Regions from separate parts of the Homo sapiens genome. Here all the other regions are linked to region 5. The links are chromatin loops, found by intact Hi-C in ENCODE. Cell type or tissue: A673. All regions are shown on one strand. Region 1 has its middle 170 kb from the start of LINC01254. Region 2 has its middle 150 kb from the start of VAPA. Region 3 has its middle 56 kb from the start of SLC35G4. Region 4 has its middle 12 kb from the start of APCDD1. Region 5 has its middle 58 kb from the start of VAPA. Region 6 overlaps PIEZO2 (piezo type mechanosensitive ion channel component 2). Region 7 has its middle 5.4 kb from the start of PIEZO2.

Evidence for each region. Hi-C counts contacts between places; a loop is a spot of excess contacts. Peaks named below come from ENCODE experiments on the same cell type or tissue, not always from the same donor. Only the 100,000 strongest peaks of a DNase experiment are listed, where the experiment ranks them.
Region 1: a loop joins it to region 5, with 5 times the contacts of the local background. A loop is called at or near these places in 4 of 110 quality-filtered maps.
Region 2: it touches region 5 in a loop (5-fold over the local background); 2 of 110 quality-filtered maps call a loop at or near these places.
Region 3: it touches region 5 in a loop (7-fold over the local background); 7 of 110 quality-filtered maps call a loop at or near these places.
Region 4: it touches region 5 in a loop (4-fold over the local background); 4 of 110 quality-filtered maps call a loop at or near these places.
Region 6: a loop joins it to region 5, with 8 times the contacts of the local background. A loop is called at or near these places in 4 of 110 quality-filtered maps.
Region 7: a loop joins it to region 5, with 6 times the contacts of the local background. A loop is called at or near these places in 11 of 110 quality-filtered maps.

What each region holds. Positions count from the first base shown.
Region 1 is chr18:10,247,155-10,251,154 of GRCh38, forward strand. No RefSeq gene overlaps it. Among named protein-coding and RNA genes, the nearest start is that of LINC01254, 170 kb to the right of the region's middle. In A673, a CTCF peak has its summit at 2,274 (motif pointing right); no DNase peak of the experiment used is centred here.
Region 2 is chr18:10,060,445-10,064,444 of GRCh38, forward strand. No RefSeq gene overlaps it. Among named protein-coding and RNA genes, the nearest start is that of VAPA, 150 kb to the left of the region's middle. In A673, no CTCF peak of the experiment used is centred here; DNase peaks (open chromatin) are centred at 157 and 2,337; H3K27ac peaks cover 4,000 bases.
Region 3 is chr18:11,551,683-11,555,682 of GRCh38, forward strand. No RefSeq gene overlaps it. Among named protein-coding and RNA genes, the nearest start is that of SLC35G4, 56 kb to the right of the region's middle. In A673, CTCF peaks have their summits at 1,844 (motif pointing left) and 2,043; a DNase peak (open chromatin) is centred at 1,829; H3K27me3 peaks cover 202 bases.
Region 4 is chr18:10,440,626-10,444,625 of GRCh38, forward strand. No RefSeq gene overlaps it. Among named protein-coding and RNA genes, the nearest start is that of APCDD1, 12 kb to the right of the region's middle. In A673, a CTCF peak has its summit at 1,995; DNase peaks (open chromatin) are centred at 416 and 966; H3K27me3 peaks cover 1,575 bases.
Region 5 is chr18:9,969,863-9,973,862 of GRCh38, forward strand. No RefSeq gene overlaps it. Among named protein-coding and RNA genes, the nearest start is that of VAPA, 58 kb to the left of the region's middle. In A673, a CTCF peak has its summit at 1,648 (motif pointing right); a DNase peak (open chromatin) is centred at 1,659; H3K27ac peaks cover 719 bases.
Region 6 is chr18:10,849,813-10,853,812 of GRCh38, forward strand. The region is part of intron 7 of PIEZO2 (piezo type mechanosensitive ion channel component 2); the gene reads right to left. Among named protein-coding and RNA genes, the nearest start is that of MIR6788, 92 kb to the left of the region's middle. In A673, a CTCF peak has its summit at 2,116 (motif pointing right); a DNase peak (open chromatin) is centred at 2,129.
Region 7 is chr18:11,152,975-11,156,974 of GRCh38, forward strand. No RefSeq gene overlaps it. Among named protein-coding and RNA genes, the nearest start is that of PIEZO2, 5.4 kb to the left of the region's middle. In A673, CTCF peaks have their summits at 1,616 (motif pointing left) and 1,817; a DNase peak (open chromatin) is centred at 1,587; H3K27me3 peaks cover 433 bases.

The DNA of each region.
Region 1 (4,000 bases), 280 kb after region 5:
CATGGCATGGCATTTGCGGAGTACAGAGCACGTGCAGCCCCTAACCACGGGCGGGAGAGGAGCTTCTCCGTGAACTGCTCTCCACGCCTCTTTTATTAGTTAGACGAATTAGCTGCTGCGTAAGAAGTCTAAGACAGAAGGCACTGCTATCGAGAATGAAGCATTATCTGACATGCTTATGTCTATTTTATTCTGGGGCTCATCAGCACCCCACACTCCTCCCAGGCCGTTTCAAAGAGAAGGCACTACCTGGGGAGGCTGGCTCTGCCTCATCTGCGGCACGTCTCCCATTCCTCCGCCCATGGGACTCAGCTGCAGCAAGCTTCACACAGCACTTTACAGACTCCATCCGGTGCACTTCACAGCTGCGTGAAACTGCAGGCCCCAGCCTCCCTGCTCGGGGCTCCTCTTATCACTGCCCATCCTTGCCAGAGCAGCTGGGGTGTCAGCACGGGGCTGGGAGAGGAATATGGAAGAGGCTGGGAGGAGCCTGAGAAAGATGGAAAGGGTGGGGAGGAAGGAAACCCGGGCTGACAAATGCCACCTGCCTAAGAGGGTCCGCGTCCTAGGGAGGGTTCTGCTGTCCACTCCCTTCCTGAGCACTCATCCCTGGGGGTTCCTGCGTCTGTGTGAAGACAGGGAAAGGCTATCTTGGCTGAGGACTGTTGTGTGGTTACTCTCAGCCACAGAAGACAGCAAGAATGCGAACACAGCCGCCAGCAGGGGAAGGGGGCCCCCATCTCTGGCCGCTTGCGCTCCTGCTCACCTGTGCCGTGAGCGTCTACCCTGTTAGTGGCCCCTCTATGCACGGCCTAGTGCTCACTCTCTCTGCCTGTCTCTGTCTCGGTTTCTTTTTTTCTCTCTCATCTCGAACATACTTTCCAGCCATAAGCCTTCCTTTGACACCTCTGCTTCCAGCTGGGAGGCAAACCTCGGGGAGAGTCTGGCCAGGGTCTGGAGGCTCAGTGCCCTCTCTCCTAGGCTCCTGGGAACTCTATGCTTGATGAGGGGTAGGGCGAGTCACAGTTGTCCTTGTGGCTGGTGGAGAACTGACTTCAGCAGCCCTCACTGTCCCTCACCCCGAGTGCATCCCAAAGTCTCAGCTGAAGAAAAAGAAGTTGGCTGGGCACGGTGGCTCATGCCTGTAATCCCAGCACTTTGGGAGGCCGAGGCAGGCAGATCATGAGGTCAGGAGTTCGAGACCATCCTAGCTAACACCGTGACATCCCATCTCTACTAAAAACAACAACAAAAAATTAGTTGGGAGTGGTGGCCCGCGCCTGTAATCCCAGCTACTCAGGAGGCTGAGGCAGGAGAATTGCTTGAACCCAAGAGGCGGAGGTTGCAGTGAGCAGAAATGGAGCCTCTGCACTCCAGCTTGGGTGACAGAGGGAGACCCCATCTCAAAAAAGAAAAAGAAAAAAGAAGTTGGAAATTTTGCTTTGATCTCCATTCCAACTTCACCTACAACCCTTTCATGTTGTCATCTTTGATATCTGTGCCTACATCTCATTTGGCTTAGAATCTACAGAAACACTGAAATTCATAACGGCTAAGAGTGGCTGGGTATTTTACTATGTACCCGGCAAACAAGGGTTAAGATAATTTAGGCAAAGTGCACAAAGTCACTGGCTGGTCAGTGGTGGAGCCAGCATCGCCCCACAGCCTGGGTTTTTAGGCACTCCAGAGGACAGAGAATATGGAAAATGATGCAGGTAGGAAGCTGGTGAGAGACACAGAGAGCCCCAGGGAAGCGGTGCTCAGTGCCCTGCAGACAGGTGCAGATAAGGTTCTTTTTCCCCATGCCATGGCTGACCTAAGACACATGCACCACTACGAGAGGCAGAGACTTCTCAAACCATACAGCCTGCATTTGCTGGAATATCACTAATTTCAAACATTCTTTCTTGTTGCCAGACACTTCCAATGTGACTCTAAAAATCAAGTCAATGTGAGCGTAGAGATTTTGGAAGCTTGAGCCATCTGTCAAAACATTGAAAATATCGTTCAAGGACAAAAATTCATATATACAATTTCAGAAAATGAATTTTCTTCCCTCCGTTTCCCATTGCCAGCATGTAGGTTAAGTGGAGGTAAGGAAGATGGAGCTAAGAGAGAAAAAATAGTTTAAAGAATTTAAACAAAATCACCAGAGCATTTCAAATGCAGTGTTCATTTTAACTGAAATACAAAGCCGGCAGCCACCCTCCAGTTTGGTTCCAGGACCTCTCTGCAGGGCCCCTGCCTACAGCCAGCACCAGATGGAGCTGAGTGGCCTCCTTCAAAGTGGCCATCGGGAAGCCATAGTGGGTTCCAGGGCCCTTGAGGAGGGACGTCTCCTTCCACTGGCAGATAAGGGTATTGCTGACCTTGCTTACTCAGGGGCTGGAAGGGATATGAGACTTTGCAAAATTCTGCCCAGAAAGTTCTTGTATTCTGGGGTGTGTGGATCCCCAGAGTCTGAAATGCTTGTGAGTACTTTGCTGTCTTAGGTAAAGACTAATCTTAGGTAAAGACAGCACTTTGCTGTCTTAGGTTCGGAAGGGAATTAATCCCACCTAAAGATAGTTTGCAGTACTGCTAGCGCCTAACTTCTGGGAGCTCTTGTCTTGCTGAAACTAGAAAGGCTATTTTGGGCAATGTGCAGTGAAGGTAGATGTGGAAAGAAAATGGAGCCAGCTGATTTGAGTTTCAGGCCAAGACTCGCAGTTTGATCTTCTGGCTCTGTCTCTTCCAGTGACTGGCTCAGGGGGCTACATTGAGAACCTCCTGTGAAGTAAGGGCTCCTGGAGGAAGGAGTGAGCATGACCATTTGGGGCTGACTCAGTCCACTTGAATGACTTGTCAGTCTCTTGGAAAGGCAGAGTCCTTAAACATCACTGTGTCCTTTGAGACAGGGCCCCCTGACTTCACATATCTGTCATCACACTGCAGTTGTCCACTTCCCAAAAGCCTCTTTTATTATTTTCTGTTGTTATTTTATCTTTGTTTTTAATTTTTATTTCCATTTCAAGGGCCTATGTGGAGATTTATTACATATGTAAATTGTGTGTCATGGGGGTTTGGTATACTGATTATTTTGTCACTCAGGTAACATGCACAGTACCTGATAGGTAGTTTTTCCATCCTCACCCTCCACCCAGCCTCCATCCTCAAGTAGGTCCCAGTGCCTGTTGTTCCCTTCTTTGTGTTCATGTGTCCTCAGTGTTTAGGTCCCATTTATAAGTGAGAACACGTGGTATTTCGTTTTCTGTTCCTGCATTAGTTAGCTTAGCAAAATGGCCTCCATCTCCATCCGTGTTGCTGCAGAGGACAGGATCTCATTCTTTTTAATGGCTGCGTAGTGTTCCATGGTGTATATGTACCACATTTTCTTTACCCAGTCTACCATTGATGGGCATTTAGGTTGACTCCATGTCTTTGTTATTGCGAATAGTGCTGTGACAAACATAGGTGTGCATGTATCTTTATGGTAGAATGATTTATATTCCTTTGGGTATACCCAATAGTGGGATTTCTAGGTTGAATGATAATTCTGTTTTAAGTTATTTGAGAAATCATCACACTGCTTTCCACAATGGCTAAATTAATTTACCCTCCCACCAGCAGTGTATAAGTGTTCCCCAGAAAGCTTTTTTTTTTTTTTTAGTTTTTCTAGCAGCCTTGCACAGACATCAGCTGTTTGGATCAGTTCCCTCTAGACTTCCTCTCATCATTGCAGTTGATTCTAAAATCTGGGCAGAACAGGAAAGAAGGAGAAGGGACCAGAAGATAGAGAACTTCTGCTTCTTCTCATTTGTTATTCTATTTCTGTTGATACTTGCTTCAATTACTATAAGTAGCTCTCTGGCTTTTAGAGAATCTTCATGTATTTTCCCACCTTCACATCCAGGGACTCCAAGTTTCAGTTTAAGAAATCCTGGAGTAGTTGGTGGTATTCTACCCAGTCTATGAAATAAAGTAAGCAGGCTACACGTGAAATTTCTACCCACAGAAAAAC
Region 2 (4,000 bases), 91 kb after region 5:
GTCGGCTTTCAGCAGGCAAATGAGATGGGAGGAGATTTCATGGATGTTTCTTAGTTGAGAAGAGTACATGAATGTGAAACCCACAATAGCAATAGCAAGGACCAGCACAGGACGAAGCCCGCCGCCGACTGAGTGCCAAGTGTCATAGTCTGTAGTTTAATCCCCGCATCTAACTGTCCTCATGAGGTGGGTGTCGTCAGCCTGGTTAGGGCTGCTTGCTGCAGTGTCAGCAGCTGGGCAGGGCAGTGGGTCTTAACCAGGAACAGAAAGACAGGAGACTTGCTTCTTTCTCTCCCAGACCTGTGTCTTTGGGGTTGTCCATAATCTCTTCTGGTTTGCTGGGGCCTGTCTTTTTGTAAGAGGACAGCCTGTTCCATGGAGATGCCATTCGTTTGCAGGGAGCTGCCCTGAGGGAAGGAATCAGGAGGGAATTACTGACACAGATTTGTAGGGGTGACTTTATTTTGTACAGGGATTTTAGAGTTTATAGCAGGAAGAAAGCAAATGCGAGTCCAGGGCTCTGGTTGCCTGGGTAAAGAAAAATTGAGTTGCTCATGCTTCCAGAGTAAGAAGGAAGTGTTAAGCTGGTGACCAGCGTGTCTCCTTTGGGGAGCGTCTGGGAGCACCCTAGGGGAGAGGCAGCCAGGCCTACAAAATGTCCCAGAACTGCCTCTGGGGAAGCCAAATCTAGAGCCCACCCTCCAGGAAAGAAGAAAATTTTGGATGAGCAGAAACAAAGTCTTCCTGGAAAATAATTTCAACATGGACCCTGCATTTCTTTAATCCCTTTGCCTAAAGGAGTATTATGTTGCTTTGGAAAAGAAGCAGAAACTTGTTCAAATGTTTTTTTTAATTAATTATGTTTTTCTAAACACTAAAGCATCATGACTTTGTGCTCCCTCCTCCTCACTTCCCCTCTCTTCTCTCTGCCCTTTTCCCCCTCTCCCTGCTCCCTCCCCCTAGAAAGCGTAGACTGGGGCTGAACTAGTTAATGGAGACCAGCCTTCACACAGGGGCATCTGTGGGACAAAGGGTCTTCTGCAATCATGGTGTTTTAGGAAGATTAGGAAAAATGAATAACTTCCTTGAAAAAATTGGTTCGGAGGATTGTTTTCTTCGTTATACCTCTGGAAAAAATTCAGTGATACTGCATGAAGGGAAAAGAATTAATACAGCTCTTCCTCCCCTTTTCTTTATTTTTATATCCAGGAGTCACTGGAAAAATCAGACCTTTTCCCATATCACAGACCCAGCAGCAGTTTGGGCGTGCTCTTGCCTGTGTATAGAAAGCATGTCAAGACCGATTAAATTATCTAATTAAAATAATGACCACAGAGAGCCTGTTTATTTTGGCCTGAGGAAGGTCAGCTCCATGGGCCCCTTCTGTCCTGCTGAGGTCCCTCCCCAGCCACAAGCATACACAAGACCTATGATGACCTGGCTTCTAATAACCTGCTCCCAGTAATGTCAGAGTGGGTCTTATGCCACCAGTGGGGACAGGACTCACTCCAGCTGAGACAAAAGATCGTTCTTTAAGACTCTCTAGACACCGTCTTTGTATCTGTATCTATATCCCTCTAGACATCCATCTTTGTATCAGCATCTGTATCTGTATCAGTATCTGTACTGATACTGTACTTTGTATCAATATCTGTGTTGAATCAGTACTTTGTATCAGTATCTGTTCACCACAGCAACTTGAAGTGTGAAAAGTTCTGGCAAGGGTTATTTTTAATCTACACCAATATGGACAATTGTTTGACTGAGCTGACTACAGTCTTGGGTGCTTTTTGCATCATGAAGATAAAACCTAAGATCCACAGAGCATGTTGACCGGTAACAAGTGAAGAAAACGCTGCCAGAATATTTTTTACACAGTACTAGGTAATCATTTGGACTAATTTGTCATGAGATTATTGGGCTGTCTTGACAATGTGCAGGCTCAGCCCAGTGAAGGGCACATTCCCGGGACCCTGTGTCACCCCTGAGGATGCAGGGTATTAATGAGGGCTCATTACAGTCAGGCTAGATCAGGGTTCTTTGGCCTGCGGTAAGATCTGGGAGCAGAATGTAAATATGCTACACATGATTTAATTTCAAAGAAGCCCCGGAGGAATGCACTGAGCCTGTCAACACTGCAAACCCAGTGCAGGGTGTAAGCCCTGTGCAGGGTGTAGAAATGCTTCTGTGGCTTTAGAGACTTGCTGTTTGGTCTTGCAGTTATTGAACAAAGTGCTCCCTTTTGGGGGTGGTTGGTTCAATATCCTGTAAGTCCTTAGAATGGAGGCCACAGCCTTGGAAAGCCAGAATGTAAAGCCTCATTCTTATTTTCTCACATGGTCCCAGGAGATGACGGCTGGATGAGCACTCTTCAGAGGGGAGCAGGGAGGCAGCGGTTTATGCAAGGGAAGGGCAAATGATGCAGCAACAGGCGAGAAATAAAAATTGCCTGCCTGCCTGCCTGCCTGCCTGCCTGCCTGCCTGCCTTCCTTCCTTCCTTCCTTCCTTCCTTCCTTCCTTCCTTCCTTCCTTCCTACCTCCCTCCCTCTCTCCCTTCCTTCTCTGCTTCCTGTCTTCCTCTTCTCTTTCTTCTTTCCTCTTTCCCTCCTCTCTCTCTCCCTCTGTTTTTCCTTCCATCCTTCCTCCTACATTTAATGAGTAACTGCTATGAGCTACGAGTGTTAGATTTGTGATATTCAATAATATTAACACTGATTAACATTTTTATGAAATTCTTTAAAGTTTGGCATCAACCATCTTACCTTGGGATATAGGAGGAGAAAAGGAGAGCAAAGTGTGAGTTTCTGTAGGAAAAATTTTTACAAAATGGTATCGAGATTATTTTTCAATTTTGGGTGCTCTTCATTTCTTTGTGTAGATCTAGATTTCCACCTAGTATAATTTTCCTTCTGCCTAAAGAATTTCCTTAAACATTTTTTGTAGTGCGGCTCTGCTGGAGGTGAATTCCTTCAGCTTTTGTATGTCCGAAAAAGTTTTTATTTTGCGTTCATTGTTGAGAGATTTTTTTTTTCTGGGTGTAGATTTCCAGGTCAACAGTTTTTTTTTTTTCCTTTCAATTATTTAAAGATTGTGAACTGTTTCTTATTTATCCTTCCAGAAATTTTCATTGCATTTGAAAGCGTAGACTTGAATCTATATTTGTTTTTGTTAAAGAAGAATGGGCTGATTTCAGTGCCCATCTGTCGTTCTGCTTCCTGATGCTCCTTTGGGATCTTTGCCTGTCGTTGCACACTGAACTATACTCGTTCATTTTCTCGGATGCACGGCGCACACGTGCTTACTGTGTCTCATTCAACCAATCCCTTACTGTGGGAAGTTTAGATTTTTTGCCTTCTATATTTTTGTTGTTGTTGTAACAGTGTTCTTATTGGTATATCTTTATGTTGTACTGCTCTTAAAATGCTTTCTTGTTTGTGGGAGTGGACTGCATTCATTTTTTTCTATTCTTTAAAAAATTTTTTTTATTTTACTTTAAGTTCTGGGATACATGTGCAGAATGTGCAGGTTTGTTACGTAGGTATACATGTGCCATGGTGGTTTGCTGCACCTACCAACCTGTCATCCAGGTTTTAGGCCCCACATGCATTAGGTATTTGTCCTAATGCTCTTGGGGGGTGGGGGGCAAGGGGAGGGAGAGCATTTTTTTCCTATTCTAAAATTTTTAGTATTCCTCCAGCATCACCCTTCCTCCTCACCTACCCACTGTCTGTCCCTCTATGATCTGCTATACGGAAACATCTACAGGATGTTTTGTGTTGAGCGGATGAATACATGAGTGAATGAATGATGGGGGGTCGGCGGGGAAATGCCAGGCAATTGCAGCAGCTGTTGCTCAGTGCCCCTTCCTCAGAATGGCAGGCAAGCCAGTGAGTTGAGCACATGGCAGGAAGCTGCACAGGCCTTGGCGAGACCAGCTCCTGAAGTGTCATCTGTCATTTTTGGTTTTCCCATTCGGTGGCTGTCTTCCAAAGCATGAAGT
Region 3 (4,000 bases), 1.6 Mb after region 5:
TAAGGCTCGGGTGTGGCCAGACTGGAGGTGGCCCACTGCGTCACTTTGCTTTTCCTCCTTAACTTTTACAGGCAAAGGCTCGGATTCTCCCCTGTGGGGTGATGGTTGAGACTCACTTTCCTCTGAGCCTGATTCCTCAAGGGCCATTTGCTCCATGCCTTGTCTTAGCTCTAAGAAGGATGGATATATCAGAGCATAAGGGGGAGGAAATTCCCTATCCTCTGGAGGAGCTTGTAGAACCAGCTTTTCCTAACTCTCCTGTTGCCTTTTCTTTTTTCCGAGGTTCTAAGCGTAATTGATTTTTCAGCTGCCTTAGGCTCAGCCTGGACCACCAAGGCTTTACAATAGGTTACCAGACAGGGCTGAAGCCATTTGGGGTGAGTCTAGACTACGTTTAACCAGGAGTCAATGTATGGAAACTGATCTGGGTGCTCAGGCTGTCCTCCAACTCCGGTTACTACCCTGAACACATGGCCAATTGCTTCCCTATCTATTGTTCCTTCAGCTGGCCACCCGACATTAAAAGAAGGCCATTTTAATTCACAAAGAGTTTTCAATCTTTGCAGGGGTCAGTTGAACTCCATAATCTCCACCAAAACCTTTCTTGAAATTCTTTAACATACACTCCAACGGACTAGGTTTTGATGCTTTTCTTCCCATTTCCACTCTTGCGACGCAAGAGTACACCTGGCAGTCCAAGCCTGAAGCCCTGAGTGCCTGGATCTGCTGGTGAACAGTGGGGCTGAAGTGGAAGCCACAGAGTGGCAGGGGGGCTGAACAGCCTTGCATCTAGCCACAGAGATGGAGGAGCTGGGGTTTGTCACCCATTTGGTCACCAAGTTCTGGGCCAACGTGAATGCTCACACCTTTGCAGGAAACAAACCCCTGCACCTGGCAGCTGGACTGGGGTCCCTGACTCTCCCCTTCCTCCTTCTGAAGGTTGGTGCTGACATCAATGCTGAGAACAAGGAGCCCGTGTGCCCACTGCTCTCACCCGCTCCTCTGATAGCGACTCCGACTCTGAGGGGCCTGAGAAGGACACCCAAAGCAGCTTGCAGGGCCACGCGCCTCTTGACCTCACAGCACCAAAGTGAAGACCTTGCTGCTAAATGCCGCTCAGAACACCACGGAGCTGCCCCTGACCCCACCCAGCCCTGCAGGGCCAGATAGTAAATATTTTTGGTTTTGCAAGTCACACCTTCTGTGTCACAACCATTCGACTCTACCCTTGTAGCACAGAAGCGGCACCCAGGGATGATAGGTCAACAAATGCCTGTGGCTGTGTTCCAAAAATTTTTATATATAAAATCAGCGGTGGCTACCATACTGTAGTTTTGACCCCTAAACTTATAGTATAAAGGTATTAGATGAAGCCAAGAAGAATGTTTCTGACAGGAACAGTCACAAGAAGCAGAAGGCAAAAAAAAAATGTATATTGATAGTTAAAATTAGCATGTAGAATCTCTAAAAAATGCTTGCAAATCAACAAGGTTTTTTTCTACAGAACTTATCAGAGCTTTTCAAAATACTAAAATGCTTTGTGATGCTTCAAAGACTCTACAGATTTACCCAAAGTTAGTGCACCTCGGTGCGTCTCTGCTGAGGCTAAACCATGCCACCCTTCAGGACATCCCACCAAGTGGATCTTTCCAGCCTCCCCTTATTTCAATGTTTCATGGCTTTCCTTTCTACATAAACAGTATCCACTATCACTTAGGTCAGTGAGGTTTGGAGCTACATTTCATAGTCCCTGATTCAAACGCCAATAGAACTACTAATAGGAGCTTAAAGACTTGCAGCCACTTCTGGATAGAGGGAGATAATGGGAAGGTAGAGCCATCTACAGGAGACATGTGGTACTGCACAACAAGAGCCGTGAGGAGCAGGTGGGCAAAGGGACTGAAAAATGCATCACAGCACCTGGTAGAAATGGCTCTACGCCCTCTTTATTTAACATAGAGATTTAGCAACGAGGGCAGGGTTTTCAAGAGCAGACCTTTTGTTTTTGTTTGATGGGGTTGGGTGGAGAGACGTGGTCTTGACCACAATTTATGTTATGACAACATGTGTGAAGAAGAGAGGATATTTAAAGTAGGTGTTTCCTTTGCAGGCTTGAATGGGCATTCGACTTATACACAAAAGTGCACCCATTTTCAGTGTTTCCATATCAGCACCAATGTCATTTAACTGTAAGATTCTTTTTACCATAAACACTTGGGATGCTCAATGGTTTAAAGGACATTCTACACAAAAGTTTGAAAGCTCTTAATTACAGCAACTAAAACCTCACAATGGTTTTCTAGATATGTCTTTTGTGTAGTATTTTGAAAAATGGATTTTTCTTCCAAAGAGGTTAGGACAATAGCATTTATGCCATAAGAACTCTGTTTTTTTGGACCACATTTTGTGATAAAAAGCAAATGAGCTTTGCATTTAGGAGCTCCAGGAAATCCTTGTTGCCCTTAGAAATCTGCCCCCTCACCCCGACAAAGGGCCAGACAGCTTGGAGGTAGGGAATATCCCCCTCCATAGGCTCACCAAGACGTGCAGCTGGCTGTATGTTCTTTACTGATGTCCTGTGAGCCCTTAAGGTATTTCAACAAGGAGCATCTTGATTTTCTGTGGATTTATGGAAGAAAATGTATCTCTCCAAATGTGTATAGTAGTTCCTCCTTATCTGCAGGGAATAGTTCCAAGACCCCCAGTGAATGCCTAATACTGCAGATAGTACACAACACTATATATGCTATATATTTTTTTACTATACATGCATATATACATACCAGAAATACAGTTTAATTTATAAACTGGGCACCATACGTGATTAACAACCATAACTACTAATAAAATAGAACAATTAAGACAATAGGCTGTAATAAAAGTCATGTGACTGTGGCCTCCCTTTCTCTCTCTCAAAATATCTTACTGTTCTGCACTCACCCTTCCTGTGGTAATGTGAGATGATACGGTGCCTACGGGATGACATGAAGTGAGGCGAATGGAGACATTTTGACATATTGTTAGGCTACTACTGCCCTCCTGATGATACATCAGGGAGAGGATCACCTGCTTCACATGGCCCCAGAGCATCGCACCATGACAACGTATTTTTTGCTGGGTGTCAGGAGCAGACGATGCTGATGTTTGGGGATCCTGGAGAATTGAAGGGTTTTTCTTTTTTGTTTTTTTGTTGTGTTATTTTATTTATTTTTTTTTTTTGCCAAGACCTGCTGGAAGAACATTGCAATCAGATGTTGTGTCTTTATTTTCAATTCATCAAAGTGTTGCTGCAGAGATTATAATTCTTCAGTGAGAATATGAGTAATTTTAACACTGCATTCCATCCTAAGATATGCCATAATTTGGTTCTTTAATGTCTGTGCAATTTGAAACACTTCAGCACACTTCGATTATGTCCATATTGCTGGTTCTGCTTCATTTCTTCATCTTTCTCTGCAGACGACTCAACAAATTCTTCCAAATCCTCATTTGTTAACACTTCTTGATGTCCTTCAATATCTTCTGCCACTTCAGCAAGCATGTCAGCAACCCTTCTCCACCAACCTGTCTTGCTGCACGAATGATTTTCCTAACTTCTCCACTGACCCCAGAGAGGCTTTTAAAATCATTCATGGCTTCACTCCATAAGTTCCTGTAGCAGGCATCTACAATTTCTGGTTTTAATTCATCCAATGCAGCTTTGAAGAATGTTATTGCATTAGCAATAGTGAATGGTTGCACTGCATTATGTCCAGATTAGGGTCTGCATCAATTGCTGATAAAATGTGATCACATACAGTCAGTCATCAATGAACAACATAGATACATTCTTAGAAATGTGTCATAAGATGTTTGTCTCTTTGCATGAATGATGAAAGCGCATTTCCACAGACTTAGATGGAACAGCCTACTACACACCTAGGCTGTATGATAGGGCCTATTGCTCCTAGGCTACAAACCTGTACCACATGTTACTGTACTGAATACTGCAGGCAATTGC
Region 4 (4,000 bases), 470 kb after region 5:
ATCTCAGGAGGTAATCAAAGCTCAAAGACCAAACCATCTGAGGGCACTGAATGCCGACTATGTCCCAGGGACTGTCGTAAACGTCATGTAATTTATTCTTACAGTTCCCTTAGATAGTTATGATGATGATGCTCATTTTTCAGATACAGCGACTGGCATCCAGAGATCTGCTGTAATGACCCCACAAAGCTAGTAATTTCACAAAGCTAGTAAGTGATAGCCCGGGTTGCACCAGGTCTCCTGACTCTGTCCAGTCCTCTTTCCGCCATCCACAGTCTGTCTCAACTGTCAGGTATGTAGAAGGTCTTTAAACATGCGAGCTCACTTCCCACTTCTGAGGCTGTGAGGAAATGGTACTCCCTTCACTTTGGGCATAAAAGCAATGAACATAATCCAGGATATGAGAGAAAATTTTCTGCCTTGTCAAATACTCCAAACATCAGTCTATCATTGGCCTCTAGGGAATCAGTTCATTATTACAAGCTGAGTGTGCAGACAGTAAGTAGACAATTACAGGAAACCCTAGGGACATCTGTCAGGGTCTTGTAGTAGACATTTTTCATTTTTTCTGGCCTCCCAACTAGGGAACTCCATGGACGTGATTAGTGGAGGAGCCCACCTCCCACAGAAAAGCTAAAAATGCCTGCCCCCTCACAGGTAGGGGGTTCAGGTATGAGATCTAGGTATTGCCAAACAGCCCATCCACCCTAAGTTTGGATCATAAGCTTGTGGTGATAAGACGGGTTCTCTAGGAATCCTTTCTGCTATGGGTGGGGGCAGCAGGGGCAGCCAGCCACCATTTCAGAGGGGACAGGGCCATAGTTCTAGTGGCTATTTCCAGAGCCCAATGTCAGTGGTGTCTGTGAGGCAATCTGCACTGTCCGGTCTGATGGTGCAGTGACTATGTCTTTACAAGGCCAGCTCTATGCTTTGTGATTAAATTAACCAAACTTAGCTTCTGCTGCTCTACAACTGAAGGCCCTCCTAGCTTGTGCAATCTGATAAGTGGATCCAGGGCTGTCTGGAGTACTGCAGTCTGCTCTCATAATTGGCTGTGGACATGGTCCCAGGCAAAGGCCAGCACCGGGAGGAGCTCACCTGCTCAGCTTCTCTCTGGGCTGCTCACCCGTCACCACTATTGAACTTTCCATGGTCATCTCATCGAATCTTCACAGCAGCCATCAGAGATCAGCTCTGCTGCTGCCACCACTTTACAAAGGAGAAAGTGGGTGTTCAAGAGATCCAGTGATAGTGCTGGGTGTGGTGGCTCATGCTTGTAATTTCAGCACTTTGGGAGGCTGAGGTGGGCAGATCCCTTGAGGTTAGGAGTTCGAGACCTGACTGGCCAACATGGTGAAACCCCATCTCCACTAAAAATATGAAAACTAGCCAGGCGTGGTGGCACGCACCTGTAATCCCAGCTGCTCAGGAGGCTAAACCTCCTGCTCTTGAACCCAGGAGGTGGAGGTTGTAATCACCCGAGATCGCACCGCTGCACTCCAGCCTGGGAGACAGAGGGAAAGTCTGTCTCAAAAAAAAAAAAAAAAACAACAGAGAGAGAGAGAGAGATCCAGCGATGCATCAGAGTCACACCGATACAGTGAAAACCTCGTTGCAGCGCATCAGACACCAACGTCCGCACTTCTACATGCTACAGCACTCCAGCCTCACCAGCCATTCCTCCCAGACTCAGAGCTATTTATTACCACACAGATCAGCAACTCGTTGCTAACCCTGACAGGGGTCTCACCTTTGATCCAGCATGAACTGATTTTAAAATGGGGAACAGGTTTCAACCTAGACATTCAGACCTCTGCTGCCAATAGCACAAGTTTGAGACACACCTCAAACAGCCAATTCAAGTCATGTCAAATGCAGCTGTGACCTTCAATGCGACTGAAAAAATGTTTGCCTAAAAAACTGTTGAGTACTTAGCCTTAAGGAACAGAATAGAAAGTGCTCTTCCACCATTAGGCAGTCTGTGGCACTCTCTCCTGGGAGCCTGCTGCAATGTCCTGCCTTAGAGGACAAACACCCTATCACTGATAACACAGTCTAGTGGTTTTACGTTGCCAGACCATGAAACACTATCAGAATCCTCCCTGTGCCTCTGATCAGCTGCCTCTCTGCCTTGGCCCTGTGGGTCCTAACTACCGTGGTGCTACATCGTTAAAAATCTCTTTTGTCATCTGTGTTGAGGCTGGGGGAGGCCATCATGGAGTTGGGACAATAGAAAATCAGTGCTCTGAATGCTCATTCAATGCAGATACAAGGCCCAATAATGCCTCCTTGTGCATGGGTCTTTTTGAACAGACGGTTTGTTTTAGTGTTACAAAGCCATGTTGTCTAATCTAGTGACACGTCTCCACTTTATGTAAAAGGAGTGGGTTCTGGACTTTATGGTTTTAATATTGTCTTTTTTGTATGAATGTTCATGTTAAAATGCTCAAAGAAGATTGTAAACTGGCTGGCAGTATTAACTTTGTCCAATTCTGCTTTGTTTTTCTCTAACTTATTCAGTTTATTCATATTACCATGTGTATTTTGTAAATGTATGAAGTGGGCACCACACACACGTGCACACACACACAAAGCTTGATTGTTTAACAGCTGCCTAAAGATGGCTTCATTTGGGTAATAATATACAATGTCCTTTAATACCATTTTTTTGTGTGTGTAAATTCAGGCTGTATTTTAGTCATTATGCATATTTTATGAACTTTAAATTAAATTGCACCCCAAAAAGAAAATGAAAGCTAAACCATCCCATTTCTGCTTTTGTAACAGAAGTTTTGTAAAAACTTCATAAGAACTTGTATCTCCACTTGAAATGAAATTAACTTAATGGGTCGAAGACACCACATCTTCATAGTGCTAGAAAAAGTTGTTCTACTTCTAAAGAAGAAAATAAACAAAGGGGAAATTTCAAATAAACATGGACAGTACACCTCTCAGTAGGACTAAAAGAAACTTCTCTTTGCATTTCCCATGTCTTTTAAAGAGTCATGAGGCTTACTGCAGTCCAGAGAAATGTTTTTAGGTTTTTTGTTTGTTTTTGTCTTTTTGTTTCTATTTATTTTAACTTCAAAGAGTTTTGTATCTAAATGGAATAGAAAGTGCAAAAAATTGCATGGGAAGTCTGGTAAGAACATATCTTTGCTTTCATCTGCAAGATTGGCAAACCTCTAGCAATCCTCCGGTGTCTGTCAAGGTCTGTACCACTTATTTATTTAAGCCAGGTACACTAATTTTTATAATGAGCTATAAATAAGCTTGTTATGGCAGACATTTATGAGATTAAGGTCCCAAACATAAAGATAGACTACTTATCTTTTCCTTAGATAATAGTGAAATACCAGAGTAATTTGTTTGGGTCTTGGGCCAGCCATCACTCACTCCACCCAGCCCCAGGCCACTGTCGCCAATTTTGGAGCCTTTGACACATCTTGAGATCCATCTAGAGCCTGCAAAATCCATCCTGACACAGCCTGCTACTTGCAGGTATCCTCAGCCTTTTCCATCTCACAGTGTTCTTGGACAATACGGAGGATCATCACCATATTCAATGCCAGCTCTTGCCAGGTGTGGAATGCATCAACTGCTCATCTATTGGAAAGGACCTCAGGAGTGGGGCCACAGGCCAGCAGGGACGAGCACTAGAAATCACAGATCCCCAGCTTGCTAGTGATGGAGAAATCACCACTAGGAAATGGAAGAGAGTGATCAAGACAAAGTGTGAGATAAAAAGTTGGTAGTCTTTGGTTACTGCCCTGCATGTGAAGTCTTTCTCAGTAATACCTTATATCCCCTCTCTCCCAGGGGAGAGTGAGGAGAAGGGAGGGAAAGGAAGGGGAAAGAAAGGGAGAGTGAGGGAGGGAACTGTATGTGAGAAGCAGACAATCCTAAAAATCCAACTAACAGGTGTGGTGGCGATCTGTAGACAAGTCCCACTCTTCCTTTTTGCTTTCACGTGGGAAAGAGAAAGGTTTTGCAACCTGAT
Region 5 (4,000 bases):
CCTGGCACGCCCAGCCCCTCGGGGTTTGCTGGCTCGGGGCGTCCCCTTCATTGTAGTTCAGGGCCCCTTCAGTGCACATTTAGGGTGAGCCGGTGTGTTAAGCCACACCACACTGACTTTGGGAGATGGGCCGATGCTGGCCTTAGACTGCAGGGACTGCGTTGAGACTTTTCTGGAAACATATAGGTGTGCCTGCATGGAGACTTTTCTGGAAAGCCATCCTGGAAGTGGCCATTTGGAAAGCAGGCAAGCCTTGACCCTTGGGAAAGGTGGGACTTCCTCTCCCCGGGCCCAGGGAGTGGGAGGGGAGAGGATTGGCCTGTGGCTTTGTGGAATTTGGTGTTTTCCCACGGGGGGAGATGGTAGTTGCAGAGCCTGGGAGGTTCCTTTAGCTTCAAGGGGACTTGTCTGTGTCCAGGCCCTCTCTCAAGCACAAGAGAAAGGTGACGATGCAGGATCCTTCCCTCAGGTGACACCCTCTCAGCTCAGCCACCAGAGTTCATGGCCAGCCTTGGTTGCGGGTGTGGGTCTGAAGAGTGGATCATGAAAAGCTGGTGGTTCTCCTGAAGGGAAACCCTCGAAACTTCTTTCTCACCCTCTGAGGAGTTGGTGGAAATATCTCAGGCCTCCGCTTGGGAAGAACGTGGAGCAGGGCTGGTGCCGCCGCAGAGACCAGCAAGCCGGGCTTGGTTCTGCAGGAATGAGTCTGAGGCACTTGCGGGTCCTGCTCTCTCAGCGGGGGCGATGGAGGAAGCCACCCTGCCATGTCCTTGTATTTAGAGAAGGGGCTCTGGGGAAAGCGACGTGGTGCTTGACTACTTCATCATCAGATTAGGAAGATATCTGGGGCCTTAATTTGGATAACTGGGTCAAGATTATACAACAATTATGGTTATATGCAAATTCTGTTGCTTTAAAAATAGGAATCACCTTATTTAATTATTTTAGGATCACAAAGCTTCCGTCCTCCAAGAATGACCACACGGTGGACATTTCAGGAGCCTTGGAGAGCCACACCTCTAATTCCCCCATCACCCTGAACGTGCAGCTTGCCATCCTTCTGTTTTTGTCTGTAAACTGGTGGCTATTGTCCTAAATCATTTTTCTTAGGGAATTTTCCGTAACATCAACCCCAATATTTTAACAATTGTGGCGTGTTTGGGATGGGGATCCCAAGCATTTCATCAGATTCAAGCATTTCCTATACTTGGAGCTTTTTTCTTTTTGGTTTCTAAAACTAGGTAAATAAGTGTATTTGGTTTCCTAACCTCCAAAGCCTTACTGATTTAATTTTTGCTAAATGGCACTGCTGAATTTTAATGTACACAACAGAGGGTCCTTGGAGGAACCGGTGTCACTCCACTCCAGGGGCCCCTTTCTCATTGAATTTTAGATGGTGCAGAAGGAATTGGGCTAGCGCCTTTCCTAGGAAGCCATGGGAAGATTTAGCACTCCAAAAAATTGTTTTAATTCAGCACCTCCAACAACCTGTCCCCGGACTCTTGTTTTTCTTAGTGCTAAACTATAACCACCTAGAACACACGCTTTTCACATTCTGAATAGTAACTTGAAGGCTGGTGATTCTGAATAGTAACTTGAAGGCTGGTGAACCATTAAATTCAACTGTTGTAAAATCTGATCCTGCCACGAGGTGGCAGTGTGGTCTTGTGTCTTGAGGCTTTCTGCACGATGGAAAACCCAAGTTGGTTTACACTGTCTGTACTGATAGACATTTAGTACAGACAGTATAAACCAATTCCTTTCAAAAACCCACATCTCAAACAAAATCAAACTATTAAGTTTTTAGTGCAAACTGTAATTGCAGGCTGAAGGAAGCTTTCTTTTTGATTCTAAGGATAGATATAAAACTTCTCCACTCTCCCTTAGAAGATATAAGAGTTTGTTTTTCCAGTAGAAAATTAGGCTAATTACAGTGATAATGTGGGTAAGCTTTTGTGGTATCTTTGATGAAAATATATAGTAGAATAATACCTTTAATTTCATTACTAACTTTCATCTGTGTGACTTACTTTGTTGAAAGCATTAATTTTTTATAATGTCTTATAATTACAGAAGGCATTATGTGTTTTTCTTTACCTGATCCTTCCCTCAAATGTTGAATAACTTTTTGATTTCATGATTAAATTCTGGGTTCTATGTACATCTCTCTTACCACACCCCCAACATGTTAACATGTAAATAGCCTATCTTGTCCACCCATTGTCAACTGGAAGCTCTGACTGAGGGGAAAGCAAGCTTGAATAAGGGCTTAAAAAAACAGTAATTTAAAAAGCAAAAAAGTCCTAACTTTTTTATTGCTGAAAATGTTAAGACACAATTGTCTTTGAGTTTACTGTTTTGGAACTCTAATGAGGGCCATCTCATTAACTTGAATGCTTTTGAACTCAGTTTAGCTTTAACGCGTGTGCTCTCAGGCAGGCAGGCAGGCAGGCGTGTTCCTCTGGTATTGCAAACATCTGTTTGGAATGGATCTAAATTCACATACACCATGCCTGTGCATTCAACATACCACCCTACCTAAGAGCTAAGGATGAAGAAGATGGTTATCTTTGACAAAAATCATAATTCCTGAGTGTCTCCATTGCACTTGGTGAAAATGTCACTTGGTCTGGGCCAGGTGACAGCCATGGGGTTAGACCAAGGGGCCAGGCCATGGATTAGAGCAGGCCTCAGACCCAGAGCTTGATCAAGGGGGGAATCACCCACAAACGAATGAACGCCTACTCTGTGGCTGTCAGTTTACTTACATTGGCTCCTGCAATCCCTCCAACAGGCCCATATCTCCCCTTTCCACAGAGGAAAAAGGTTTACCAGGTATGGTTGGCAGAACAAGGGGCCCCCAAAGATATCCACACCCTAATCCCCGGAACCTGTGAATACGTTAGATTACACAGCAAAGGGGAATTAAGGTTGCCCATATAATTAAGGTTGCTAATCCAATGACTTTCAGGTAGGGAGATTATTCTGGGTTATCCTGGTGGGTCCAATGTAATCATAAGAGTTTCTATGGCTGGAAAGGTGAGAACCAAAGAGATGGCAGCATGAAAAGGCCTCAGCCAGATGCTGCTGGCTTTGAAGATGGAGGAAAGGGCTTGAATAAGGGCTTAGAAGCCAAGGAATGTGGTGGCCTCAGGAAGCTGGAAAAGACATAAAATAGATTCTCTTGTAGAGCCTCTAGAAGGCGTACCGCCCTGCTGACACCTTGATTTTAACCAGTGAGACCCATTTGACTTCTGACCTCTAGACTTGCAAGAATGAATTTGTGCTGTGTAAGTCACTACATTCGTGGTAATTTGTTATGGCAGCAATTGGAAACTGACACACTGGTGCTCTATATTGTGGGTTACACAGGCGGCGTGGGGTGATTCCAGACTTAAATCATAGCTCACATGACTGAGAAAATGTTATTTCTTTGTTTCATGGATAAAGTGATATTTCTCACCTGCTAGGTAGAGGATGAGAGGAAAATCATTTTTAGTTCTGTTTGATATGAAATTTAGTCTTAATCCAATAATTAAAAAAAATCCCTTCAGGGAATGCTGTGTTTTTATTTTTAATAACCGTTCATTGTTTTAACTTCCTCCTTAATCACCTGCTCTGTTCTCATGGAGTGTGTGTGTCAGGTGACTCAGTGGCTGTGGGATTGGGGGGTCTCTGGTTCTCATCCAGCTCTGAGGCTCCCTGTCACCCCCTCATGTGTGTGGGTGGCCTCAGGGAAGGATTTTGCATAGAATGGGACTGAAGCGGGTGGGGCCTCAGGGAGTGGTTTTGCACAGGGTGGAGCCATGATGAGCTGGGCTTTGGGGTGCCTGCTGCTTCCTGCATTCCTGTGGGCAGGCCCAGTCTACACCGACATCGGGAGACCTTCGTGCCTGGTGTCCATTTCCCCAACTCTATAGACTTCTCCCCTCCTGGGTCTGCTGCCTGGAGTCCAGTCACCCTGGGTCCCCTCATTTCCCAGTCCAGCTCCCTGGTGCAG
Region 6 (4,000 bases), 880 kb after region 5:
TCACCATTTTTCTTCGGGAGACCTGCCAGACTAACAGCTGCCATAGGGCTCTATTCTTTTAAACAGACTGTTTTGAATGGTATATTACTGGTCTTAGATTTAGTTATGTGGATACACTTGAAGCTTTCTTCTGCTGGATCAACTTCTGAGTGTGGTCACTGAGTTTTGCAGTTATTGTTATAATAGACTACAGCACTTCAGATTTGGGAAGAATAATCTCAATTTCAGACCCAGTATCTTAACCTCCCCTAAGTACACCTATCTCTGTCACATAATAAGTCCTACATTTTGTTTTGGAAAATATGCTCGTGCCACACCTGTGTGCATAAACGGAAGGGAATCACTAATTCTCACCCTCTCCTGGATAAAAGTAATGCAAAAACTCAACCACATGTGCAGATGAAACTGGAAGGAAGCACGTGATTTTTTGGGACCATGGGGTGAAAAGAAGGGATTACTCTAGAGAAAAATGAAACTCCAGCCCTGTGCCACACATCGGCGTGGAATTTCAGTTTATACCATATGCATGGGGAGGGCATCGCAAACCGGTAAGCTAGTTAACATTATGTTGGCCTAGGACCTGGACACCTGTGCATCCTCCAGCAGAAGCAAGCACCCCCACAGCCCTGCAAAGGCTCTTTCACAGCTGCGAGAATGTGGGGTTGCAACTTGCTCATCATTAAGTTTTGTTTAGATTTAGAAGTAATGTGGGCACTTGTTGCAGCCTTATTCATGAGAACAAAAATGAGAAATCATCTACGTGGTTAAAACTCAGGGGTTGACTAAATTCTAATATAGCTACACAATCACTTTGCACTCTATGAAAATTACATTTTAGAACATTTTATAACATAGGAAAATACACAGTTTGCATAAATACAGCAAATTATAAAATAGTATGTGCAATATGATTCAAAATTTGTTTGTAAAAAGTACCTATAGACATAAGAAAGATTCTGAAAAAAATTTGGCTAAAAAGCAATAGTATTTATTTCTGGGAATAAGGATTACATTTTAAAGTGTTTTTTCTTATTATTTTATTTTTCCAAATGACCAAAAAACATGTGTTTAGTATAACAGTGTGACAAAAAATATCAATTCAATATTTCTAAAAATAAGGTTAATTCTCACCAGAGAGCACATTTGAAAGCTTTTTTACCAGAAGATAAAAATTGCTTGGACTGTTTTAAGGGCAGCTTTATCTATCCAGGAAGTGAGACAGAAGGGCTGGAGTCTCCGTGGTTATGAAATTTGTGATAAACACCCACCCATGGTGATTTTCTTTATTTCTATGTTTGTTTCCTTCTTTCTCTTTTTCTTTTCTTTTCTTTTTTTCTTTTATCTTTTTTTTTTTTTTTTTGCCAGTCTGCAGTTTGTTTTCTTCCAACTCAGAGTTTGGGGTTAATAACAATACACTGAAATTATGCCCTAGGATAAAGCTATGGTTTAAATATGCTAATTTCCATGTTTTAAAGGAATAAAATGTAATGTCCTGTTATCGGCAAGTTAATGGGGAGGAAATCTACAACAAGGAACTTTACATACTGCATTGTTTAGCTCACATTTTCTATTCCCTGATAAGCAACTTAACTTCCAATGTCTTACTCTATGAGATTATAATAACAGACCTTTTAAACTGTTAAGGGGATGATGTACCGAAATGTCTGTAATAAATTATAATTTTACTTTTATGACAATTCAAATGAAGAGCAAATATGATGTTATTACACTATTAGAACTGTTAATATCTTTACCATAAGATGATAAATTATAGCCCCTGCGCCAAGTGTAGTTCAGTGCTTGTTTTGGTGCCATGTATGAGCTAATAATGATTTTTACATTTTTAAATGGTTGGGGAAAAATTTAAAAAAATTTTCATTAAATGTAAAAGGAATATGAAATGCAAATTTGTATTTGTAGTTTTACTGAAATACAGCCATGATCATTTTACATGGTGCCCAGCTGATTTCACATTATAATGACTTCTTGAAAGAACTGTGACAAAGAGCATATGGTTCTCAAAGCCTTAACTATTTACTAAGCTTTACAGAGAAAGTTTGCCTGATCTAGTATTTTCGAGGTGGTTCTGAATATTCTTTGTATTTTCTACCCTCAGCCGCTAGATGGCATAAAAGATCCTTAAGCCAGTAGAAAGAATAAACCAAAAACCAAAAAACTTCTGCCCTACAGAGGATATTTACATTTTCAATTAAGTCATCCTCTAAAAGGCAGTTCTTTCAGCAGTACAAAACTTTTTGCTATATGTGTTCAACAAACTAAAAATTAAACGTTTAAAGGAAACTAAAAGCATTAATTTAGTCTAGAAATAATGTCTGCACTGAAATTTAGCTTTTATTCACTTCTGCCTGGAGTAAATATTATGTGAATATGCACTATTAAAGAGGCTCCCCAGTTTTACTGTGTCTATACAAAATTCTTTTCTTATTAGACTGAATTTCACTTCTCCAGTTGCCAGGCTAATACAATCAACTGAGCCAACTGGATTTAGAATAAGGTGGGAATGTGTGTGTGTGGATGGGTGTGTGTGTGTGTGGGTGTGGATGCTTGTGTCCAGCACCAACTTTTACTTATTTTAACTGAATTTAAGTGGTCTTAAAGGATTTGACTGAATAGCTCTCTATAGCATGTGCCCTCTCTCTCTCTCTTTTTGTTAGCACTGTATAGACACAGTCAGCCACAACTAGTTTTACCACGGCCAAATTTTACACATAAATCAATCAAAGCAAGGCCACTGGGCCCTCTCACACATTCTGTCTTTATAATTTACGATCACATTAAAACCACATTATGATGTCTTGAAAGGATGCAAACCTGTATTGCTGGTATGGTAATAATATTCATGTTCTTTTAAATTGCAGGTTCCTCATTTCTCAACAAGAAGACAAAAAGCACTACATTACCATCCAGAGGCACAGCAGAGAGAATTCTGGCACCGTCTTCACCTAACACTCACACCCTCTTCTACTGTTACAGAGGTAAGTGGTCAGGCATGAGTGGGGCAGGAGAGGGCACCCCCCACCCACCAACCGGGAACGTCAGGAGACCATAAGGTGATAGTCAGGAGGTTTTTACACTGTTTCTCTAAAATAGTAATTGGTTGCAGCTGGGGGCTTGGGAAGGCAGTCTCCCAATATACAGAAAAAAAACAAAACTGGTGATCAACAGTTTCCCGATAAGACTTCAGGAGTTGGGTGAGTGGGCTCAAGCATGTGCAGTAAGAGGTAAAATGGCGGAGTTTAACTGGTACATGACCTTGTAGGAGCATTCGGTGAGGGAAGAGCACTTCAAGTGAGCGAAGAGCACTTCAAGTGAGCATGCGCACAACTCCAGTAAACAGACTACATGCAGCCCCTCCCAAGGGCTGGCAGGCCACTGTGCATGCAGACAGCCCACCCCCAGGGAAGAATCAGGGGAAAAGGGGCCCAAGACCCCGGAATCAAGCCAATGTATAAAACCCCAGTCAAAGGTCAAACCGTGCACTTGATCTCAAGTCGCCTGCTTAGCCCACTTCCAAGTGTACTTCACTTCCTTTCATTCCTGCTCTAAAGCTTTTTAATACATTGTCACTCATTCCTGCTCCAAAACTTGCCTCAGTCTCTCCTGCCTTATGCACCTCAGTAGAATTCATTTTTCTAAGGAAGCAAAAATTGAAATTGCAGCAGATCCATGGGAATTCGCTGTCAGTAACATACTTTGGTGCTGCGAGACTCAGATGTGTTTCACTGCTAACATTACCATTTCTGTCCCCTTTCTTTTTTCTGGAACTGTCAATTATGAACCTTTCCTCATGCAAAGAAAAGTTCAAATAGGACAGTGGATAACCCTATACTGATCACCTAGTTTAAATAATTTGATTTGTCTTCTCTCTGTTAACTATTCCTATGTATGTATGTATCTATCAATCTATTATGTTGGTTGTTAAGCCATTTTTAAGTTGCAGACATCAAGGCACAGCTTATCTAAATAACTCACCATGTAT
Region 7 (4,000 bases), 1.2 Mb after region 5:
ACCTGGCATTTTCTTCCTTCAGTGAAATCTGCCAAAATCCATTGATGCCATCCAGCCTGTGGAGAATGTGGTACCTCTTACCAACTTAATTAAGGAGAATATCTTCTAGCATTGGTCACATGTGTTTTTCTTACATATATGTTAACTAAAAAATTTAAATATATATATATTTCTAGTTCTCATTTATAATTATCATTGTGTCATAAGGCACAATATTTATTTGGAAGTTATTTTTGTTAGAAGCCACAGAGATTTTGGCTCTTATTCTTAAGAAAACTTGGAAGCTGAATGGCTTTCTTCTTTTTGCTAATATATGCTGAGGTTGTACATTTTTAAAAAGCTATCAATTTAATGTTTACAGCAGAAGTATTTTCGAAGTCTCCAAATTCCAAAGACCTAGACAACTTCTAATAATGTGCAGGAGACATGGTCTGCTCATACTTCTGCTAAAGAAGTTATCCCTCATCAGAGCAACGCACAGTGAAATTCACTGTCTCTGACATCTGGCCCTTTGGTGGAATCTTCCTGCTAAGCCTACGTAAAATGTATACTGTAGCCTTAACTGCAGTTTGTGAATTGTAATATGGATGCCGAATCTGAAGCACACTGCTGATTTGTATCTGTAGTTCAAAAACCTTGAAAACGCAGCTAACCGACATGTCTATGGGCCTTATCTTTCCAACTAGATTGGAGGATATGAGGACATGGATAAAATTTCATCTATAAAGCAGAATATAAAGCAAAATATTGTTTCCAAGTGAATCATATTCTACTTACACACTTCCATTACACACACACACAGAGGCATGTGCACACAATCTCACACACACATATACACACTCACCCATAACCACATCAGATATATCTCATATAAAAATAAAAGGACCATGTAAACTTGTATTTGGTTTTTGGAGGTAAACACATAAAGGAAGAGATTCCGATTTGTGGGGAGGATGCTCTGCTGAAGTTGGTGACTTGCCTTGGGCACCACAGGCACCCAGGTGGCCAATGCTAAAACATGGAAACCACCATTCATTATTTACAGCCAACATTGTGAGCAGATTTTTATCTAGCAGTTGTCTATCTGCTGTCTGTGTATTTGTTGCTGAAGCCTTTGAAGAGGCTGCTGGTTGTAATATCATTTTTTCAGAAAGGCTTATCATGCTATAAGAAGACTTATGGAAGGGAGCTGGAATTTGGAGGATAATTTTGCAATGAAATTGTAGTAAGTCAAAGCAAGTTACTAACCAAAAAAAATTACAGGTTTTTTTTCTTTACTTGTAACCACTGAGATAAAAAAATTCAACTTGTCCATGTCCTAAATAGATATTTATTAGTTAATGAATCATAATTTGGATTCTAGCTGTGTTTGTAACTGCATCTGGATCTCTGCAATGGTCATAGAAATGTTAATATTCTTAATAAGCTTAGGTGACTTTCATTCATTGGTTTTATTGAGATTTCGAATATGTGTATGGATATGCGTGTGTACAAGTTTTGAAATAAGCTATTTCTAGTTCTAACACTAGCCTATAACTAATTGGATCCCATCCAATGATTACAGTTAACTAGTTTGAAGCTTTGTTCACTTATTCTCCTGCAGTGCCACCTTTTGGCTAGAAGTATATTGAAAAAATACAAGTACTTCTAGCAGAAAGCATGCAATTAGCCACAATCAACAAACAAACATTGATTATAGCCCATGTTGCAGGCTGATGGGCTCAGAAATACAGCAGTGGGCAGAACCAGCATAGCCACTGCCTTCATAAGGTCACCATCCAGCAATGAAAGACAGACATTAACCAACTATGTATAAATAATGAAGAAAATAATACATGCCTGCAAAGAACTCTGAAGAAGTATTGGGCCTTAGGGGAGAGTATAAATGGTAAACCCAACCTCCTCTGGGGGAGGCACAGGAGGACAGATCCCTTGAGAAGGAGATGTATGTCACATCTTGAAGGGTGAGTGTAGATTCACCAGAATGTAAGCTCCAAGTGGGCAGGGACTTTGTTGTTCATGGCTGTATCCCCAGGACCTAAAAGAGCATGGGGCCCATAGTACAGACGGCATAATATTTGTTGACTGAATAAAGGAGTTACCTAGGTGAGAAGAGAAGGAATAATGTTCCCAGGCAGAAAGAACAGATGACATCCCAGAGGCAGCAGAGAGTACTATGTGTTAAAGGATTTAAGAGCAGTTCACAGGAAATTTCCATATTCCATCAACTGGACGTCCCACACAGCTTAAACCGTTTGCCAGGTCATATGGTTTCCAATTTATGGGCTTCTCTATTTTCCATTAAATTGAAACAGTAGTAAACACTTAAGTACAAGCAAAACAACCGACATAGGCAGTCATAGATCACAGGAATAAGGACTGTCACACAGGAAACCTGGAGTTCGCTGTCTTTAGTGTCCTGTCTTCATGCTGCTGTTCGCTTCTCAGATGGGAGACTCAAAGTGCACTGGCAGGAAGTCAAGAGACTTGGGACATTTCAGTTCTGGCAACCTCTTGCTGAAATGTTGCTAAATAAATTGCTTGACCTTTCTGGGTTTTGTGGGTTTTCCCACTTTGGGGTTTTTGTGTGCTCAATCTGCTTTCTTTTAAATCTTTGTACAGGCAGAGCAAATGTGTAGATGCCTTCTGGGCCTGCAGCAATACTGTAGCCAGTGAGATGCAATTCCTCGGGCCAAGAGCACATTCCTGTGATCCACTTACTCCTCTGTAAATGGAGGGCATTGGCGGGCATGAGCAAATGCTTAGCCACACTCCTGAAACAGGAAAGCAGACCTTGAGGGTGAACTTCCTGACTGAAAAGCTTTTCTCCGTAGGTCAGTGTGACACTTTCTCTGGCTTGCCCAGTGACAAGATAAACATCATGGGTTCATCTAAGATTCTTTCAGGTCCTTCAGACAAGAGTTTTGCTTGTTCATATTGGGATGTGAGTACATGGCCCCTGTATTACGGTTCTCTAGAGGGACAGAAAAAATAGGATAGATGTATATATGAAGCGGAGTTTATTAAGGAATGTTGACTCACACAATCACAAGGTGAGGTCCCACAATAGGCTGTCTGCAAGCTGATGAGCAAGAAAGCCAGTCCGAGTCCCAAAAGCTCAAAAGCAGGGAAGCCGACAGTGCAGTCTTCAGTCTGTGTTTGAAGGTCCAAGAGTCCCAAAGCTGAAGAACTTGGAGTCCGATGTTCTAGGGCAGGAAGCATCCGGCACAGGAGAAAGATATAGGCAAGGAGACCAAGCCAGTCTAGCCTTTCCACGTTCCTCTGCCTGCTTTTATTCTACCCGTGCTGGCAGCTGATTAGATGGTGCCCACCCAGATTGAGGGCGGGTCTGCCTCTCCCAGTCCACTGACTCAAATGTTACTCTCCTTTGGGAACACTCTCACAGACACACCCAGGAACAATACTTTGCATCCTTCAGTCCAATCAAGTTGACACTCAGTATTAACCATCACAGTCCCCTTACTAAAATAAGCAGAAGACAACAGTGTGCTTCCCGTCAAGTGAGAAGCAAAACCTCTGGAATCAAAATCCCTCAGCGAGATGGGGGTCCCTGTGTCCCCTTGCCTGGATTATTACTGGCATGGGGTTCCTTCTCTCTTTCTGATGAAGGAAAAAATGCATTTTCTTGTATTCTGTTAACACAGCTGAGAAAAGCAAGCATTTTAAAAAAGAAAACATGCTATAAAATTAAAGGTGAATGAACCCCTGTTGTATAAAATGTCTTTTCCAAAATTCAAGTTTCTGATGTTATGCGTCTCAAAACAGTGACAACTCTTTGAGATTCTGTCAGATAACTGCTCTCCCACCTCAGATGAGTCTAGGGCCAGCTACAAAATTTGTGAGCTGCAGTGCAAAATGAAAATGTGGGCTCCTTGTTCAAAAGGCAGAAAAAAAAGTGCTACTCAGAATCCTTAAATATAAAGGTTTTCCCTTTCTTCTACGGCCTCTCTCTCTCAAATTGCCATAGCACTTTATATGG